Linked DNA regions of Homo sapiens: region 2 is linked to region 1. A link is a contact called in ENCODE Hi-C or POLR2A ChIA-PET data. All regions are on one chromosome and are shown on one strand. The core of a region is the stretch at or near the end of the contact, and the rest is flanking DNA. Distances in the headings are between cores, read along the strand shown.

Region 1 (2,816 bases), core at 217-2,716:
TACTTGTGACCTCAGGCAACTCACTTAGCTTCTCTACCCCTCATTTTCTTCATCTACGAAATTAAAGAGTTGGATTATACAGTTTCTAAAATCCCATCTGGTTCTAAATCCTTAGACTCCTTAGACTAAATCGTTAGTGTTTACCAAGCTGTAGAACAAAAGTGGAGGTTTAGAGACAAACCCCAAAGAACAAAAGAACTTGTGTGGGGGTTTGGGGACTAAGACTCCTGGGTCCCAGGCTCAACACTCCACTGACCCATTAGGCAGAACCTTCCCATGCCCAGGTCCAACTGGCCAGTAGCAGGATGATAAGGAAACATTTCAGGGAACATGAGTAGAAATAGAGGAGACCCCTCATTTCAGGGAGCAGCACCTTGACAAGGCAGGAGGATGAGAAGGACCTCTGGAGGGGTCTAAGCTGAGCTGCCCTGAGTCACAGAGATCACAGTGGAGTTTCTCCTGAGACAGGAGTGTCAGCTGAGTGGGAACTGTGTCCCTCATGGGTGGGGTCAGAGGTTACCTTGGCCAGCAGCCGGCGCCCGTCATTATCTAGGATGAAAACAGCCTTGATGGTGTAGAGGGAAGGTTCCTGCAACTGACACCGGAGAGGAGAGTTCCGTTTGGCCCCTGACTCGAGGTGGACACCCTGTGTCTATGGGATCTGCTGGCCCTAGGATACATCCTCAGGCCCCAGCAACCCCAGTCCTCAAGGTCCACAGCTGGTTCTGCCCAGCCCTGTGCCACATGGGCCAACCCAGGTGCCCACTCCACTCCCAGGCAGATGTTCCACTGCAGGCCCCGAGTGGGCGCTGTGCCCGTTGGGTGCAGAAGGTCCTTCCGGGCCCAAGTTCTGTCATGCACTGACTGCTCCAGAGCCCGAGTCGGAGTGTATCACAGAACCTGGGCCGGGGGGGACAGCGGGCCGAGCCTCCTTCTTCCAGCTGATCCCTGGCCGGGCTGGACCTGCGCTATCAGCGCGCCCCCAGGCCCTGGCCCGGGTAGACTCCAGAAGCATGCCCATCACCCACCGGTGATGGGAGCCGAGTCTGGGACGGACAGGCCACTCCTTACCCTCCCCGCGGAATCGCAACTCACCCGCCACCCCCACTCCAAACGGACCCAGAACTTCAGCCCCGCGCCGACGGACTCAGGACAGGCCTCCTCTCCGGTCGGCGCTGGGACGAACTTTTCCTCCCGGGTCCTGGGGCCAGTCAGGGGTGACACAAAGTTCCCAGCCGCCGGGCGCGCGAGTTCTGAGTTGGCTGCTCCCCCTAACCCTGCTCTGTCCCTGCCCAGCTCCCGCCGCCCGGGATCCCCGCGCCCGCCCGCTCCGTACCCGCAGCCCCGAGGGCTCCCCGGCTCGAGCAGGCGGCGCCGGGCCCCCGGCCTGGGCCGCCGCGGCCCCCTCCCCCGGGTGCGGACGTGGCCAGGCCTCGGGCCGCTGCATTCCGCTCGCCGCCTCGCACTGACAGCGCCGCCCGCCGCCTGCCCGCCGCCGCCGCCCCGCCTCCGCGCCGCCCCGCGGCCCCCTCTCGCGCGTGGCCTCCCTTTCCTCGGGGCCCCGTCCTCTTGCTCGTTCTCCCCCATCTCCCCTCCCGCCCTCACCCCACCTCTCCTTCCCCCACTTCTCCTCTCCCTCTCTCCTCCTTGGCTCCTTCCCGAGTCCCTTACATCCCCGAACTCTGCATCCTCAGGGTGCCCCAAGACCAGCCCTCGTCCTGCTTCCTGCCTGCTCTCCGGCCTGTGGCTTTGGTGTGCGCCAGTGTCTATAGGCTGTCCTGGGGCCAGCAGCAAACACAAGCAAAGCCCACTTTTGTCTGTTGACCTCTGGTAGGTACCATGAGGACAAATACGTCAGGTCACCCTTTAGATCTCAGGGACAGGGTCTATAAGCAAGAGCAAATGAGGACAGTTCTGGGGACACCCCTCTGTGAAGAGGCTTTCTCATTCCTCTCTCACTACTTGCAGAAGGCAACCATGGGCCCGGAGACACCTCCCCAGGCTCTCCTAAGTCACAGATATGGCACCATCAGAAGCAAGACAGACGCCCAGCAGCACAAATGCTCCACCAATGACATCGGGCTTTGCAGCATGTTTTGGTTTCTTTGGTCTAAGTCTAACTAAGACAAGCTCTCATTTCAGGGTACACTGGCAAGTGGGAAATTCACATCCCAGTGATATGTTAGTGCTACGTATGCATTTACCGGTAAAAACACTGTGCGTGTATTTTACATTTGACACCTTCACATCCATTATCTAATATAGCCCACACCTGTAAGATAGGCATAATGGACCCTCATTTTAAGCAAAGAGAGACTCAGAGGTTGTGTGACCTTTTCAAGACTATACAGCTAGTTGACTGGGGATAGAACCCAGATTTTTGACTCAAAATTTCTTCCCTATTCTTCTCTTCAAGCCCTCTTATGTTGTGGACCACAGTCACTTACCCTAGATGGTTACAGAATGGGGTTTTCCTCACTGAATGCATCAAGTCTTCTTATCTTCAAGCCTCTGCTGAAATATAATTACCAAAAGGTCCTCCTGACAGCCACCATATCTGACTTGATAGGTCTCTCCTGTCACATTCTCTCAGTTCCTATTTCTTTCTTTCATTGCACTTTTTTCAATCTCTAAATATTATTTTTACTAATATTGCTTGTTTGAGACACGGTCTCACTCTGTTGCCCAGGCTGGAGTGCAGTGACTCGATCTGGGCTCACTGCAGCCTCAACCTCCTGGGCTCAGGCAATCCTCCCATCTCAGTCTCCCGAGTAGCTGGGACCACTGGTGCATGCAACCACTCCCAGGTAATTTTT
Region 2 (2,814 bases), core at 57-2,556, 260 kb after region 1:
GCTCAAACTTAAGAAAGACACATTCATAAAAAATCTACATTTGAGTTAGATTGTGAAATCTATGTAGTTTTCAATATAATATATTAATATCTGTAATCCTTAAGCTGTAATTTTTACAAATATGTTTTCCAAGAGCTGCATAAATTAACTTCTTTATGTATTGTATATGTTATAAATAACTAGAAGGAATTACGTACTTTTATATTCAATAAATAAATACATTTAAAGCTCAGATACTTTCACTAAAATAGATCCACAAAGAAGCTTGGAATGTTCTTCTGTGGTCTTCAGAACTATGTGTGGTGAGCAATTATCAGGAATAATACATGTGTCTGTTTTTGAATTCAGTAAGCCTTCTAAACATTATTTTAAAACTACTCCACAGAGATGATAAAAGGTGTATTAATCACCTAAATGCCTATAAATTGAGATTTAAGGTCAGAGATATTCCCTTAGTTTACTTAAGATATTCCTTGGATATCCCTTAGATATTTCCCTAGTTGTCCCACACGGGCTTGCTTGATCACACATCATATCCTGGTACATACGAGGTTCTGAGTTAGCACTGTGGAATTGGTGTACAAGGCTTACAAGTCAGCTTTTAAAACGTAATAATGATAGCATCTATAATACTATTCTAGTGATTCTATGCTTTTCTTTTTGTTAAAATCATCCCTTATTTTAGGAATAAGCTAAGTAAAGAGGGAACATGGAGTCAGACTGAAATCTACTTCAGGGCTCACCTTTGTCGGATGAACAGTGAACGCTCTGACATTGACATTCACAGCAGCATTGCTGCCGGGTATTGCTATAATTTGCTCTCTATGATTGTTCCTTTAAACAAAAAGCTCTGCGCTCAGCATGCAAAGAAGTTAGAAGTGCGGGAAGGAGGGGGAACCACACATATAAGAGGAGAGAGAGGAAAAAACTGCAGATCAATCATTTATAATTAACAAAAATCCGATTGGTGCTTTAAATAGAGATCAATGTGTTCCAGGCTGCCTGGATTGTGGGGATGTATTCACCTTCTGGTAACTCTCCAAGCAAGCTGTCACACCTACAGAATCACCATTTGTTTTCTTAACAAAGCTTCAGGGGGCGCCAGGCTCTCATTGAAATTTCATTAATCTAATGGAGTAAAGTCCTATAGAAAAAAATCAAATTCTCGTTGGACGAGATGCTACCTGGGAAAGATAACCTCTGTTTGAACTCTCAGACTCGGATCTCTCTGCTATTAGTCTGAGGAAACAGACAGCAACAACGCTGATTACAGCCACCGGCCTCAACAATTTTTTTTTCTAACTAGCAATTTCGAGTGCAAGTGCCACAGTGTCAGCTAAAGAAACACAACTGCGGGTTTTCTGCAGAGCAAAATGGTTCTGAAATGTCACTGAATAGCTCACAAAGGACGCCAATCTACGACAACAGAGACATAAGCATATAGGAGAAAGGGTCCACACATCCTCCTTTCAAAGGTATGTTGTTTACATGCATGTAATTTGTGAAACCCACAGCTATTCAATTCAGGGTTTTCGCAGAAGTCTAAACCAAAATCTGTGTAGAAAGCAATTATCAAGATTCCTCCAAAAGTCACAGAAATTTGGGTGTGGGGAAATTATGACATGTTATACACATAAATAGATGCCCTACATAGTACATGACCTATATAGTATAGTCTTCAAGTTCCCAAGACATCAATTATGGCTGTTACGTGGTGATGATACTTCAGCATCACCTCCATGTGATTTGACTCACAAGTTTTCAAAAGTGGCCTAAATCTGGACATGTCAATATATAGTAGCAACAGTTACTTTGAGAGGAAAATATGGAATGTTGATTCCTTAAAGTTCTTTCCAGGAATGTCCCCATGGCTCATCTGACACATGGTAAGGGTATATGATGGTACACCTATGTGACAAAAAGAGCCAGCATGACAAAGGCTGCATCTATGCCAAAGTAAAATAGCTTTTGGTACTGCTTATTTTTTCCCAACTTAAATGGCTATTTGTAAAAATTTAAATGACTAACAGACCAGTAGTTTTAGGCACAAAAGTCTAAAACAGAGAATGAAACAACCTGTAGAAAGCCCTCTGCTAGACTCTTATATGATCACTATGTTTTGCACGAAGCAACTGGGCAAAGGAAGTTGACTTCAATCGGGCAAGATCACAGTCAAGTTCAGCACTGCTTTCTGATTCCATAGACGTCTAAATCTGGAAGTGACAGTGCAAACCTTACTTGTGTTAAGGAAGAAGACTTATTGTACTTTAAACTAAAAAGAGAAACTAGTAATTTGAACATAAACTACAACTTGTATTTCCTTTCTTTTTAAAGCAGGGACCTAAAAATTGTAGCATATGATAAGGAGAAAAAAGTCATACTTTGAAAAAAGAAAAGGAAGGTCATGACATCCTAGGCAAGCAATTGAAAGGATTCAAAAAATTCTGAGTCCATCTTTAAAGATACTTTTTTTCTTTTACAATAAGCTTGCCGTTTTTCACCTAGGTCACAGAAAGCTTGCTGCAGATCAGGAAATGTCTTCAGTTTCCAAAGCCTCTCATAGCAGTGAGTCACTTCCTCTTTTTTTTTTTTTTCCATTTTCGCTGTTTATGGGTAAACATTGCTCTATTTGGATATATTTAATATTTTTGTGTCTGGCACAAATTTATCCATAAGGATCTAGCTTCTTTTCATACGTAATTCCTTTAATTTCCTGTCTGAGATCCACCTGTAGAATTATACTTCCGGTCTCCATCTACATCCTGTTTAAAGATATCACCGAGAGTGATATACCAATTTTTTAAAATTCTAAGC

The links. Hi-C counts contacts between places; a loop is a spot of excess contacts on that map. ChIA-PET counts read pairs that join two places held with the same protein, here RNA polymerase II (POLR2A). Pooled maps may share reads with other maps.
Region 2: a pooled map shows a loop between it and region 1 (2.2-fold over the local background). The contact joins the promoter of SKAP1-AS2 here to the promoter of COPZ2 in region 1. A Hi-C loop is called at or near these places in 1 of 168 maps with a recorded cell type or tissue (Caco-2), 7 of 37 single-sample maps with no recorded cell type and 11 of 50 pooled maps. POLR2A ChIA-PET finds 5 or more read pairs at or near these places in 1 of 52 experiments (Panc1).

Annotation. Positions count from the first base shown.
Region 1 is chr17:48,036,331-48,039,146 of GRCh38, forward strand. COPZ2 (coat protein complex I subunit zeta 2) reads right to left here and starts at 1,467. Exons shown (of 9, transcript NM_016429.4): 1 at 1,337-1,467; 2 at 521-595. The coding sequence starts at 1,447. It overlaps MIR152 (microRNA 152), which reads right to left and starts at 917; the gene lies at 831-917. RefSeq lists an enhancer at 2,584-2,633.
Region 2 is chr17:48,293,041-48,295,854 of GRCh38, forward strand. It overlaps SKAP1-AS2 (SKAP1 antisense RNA 2), which reads left to right and starts at 1,307. Exons shown (of 2, transcript NR_131240.1): 1 at 1,307-1,475. The region is part of intron 4 of SKAP1 (src kinase associated phosphoprotein 1); the gene reads right to left.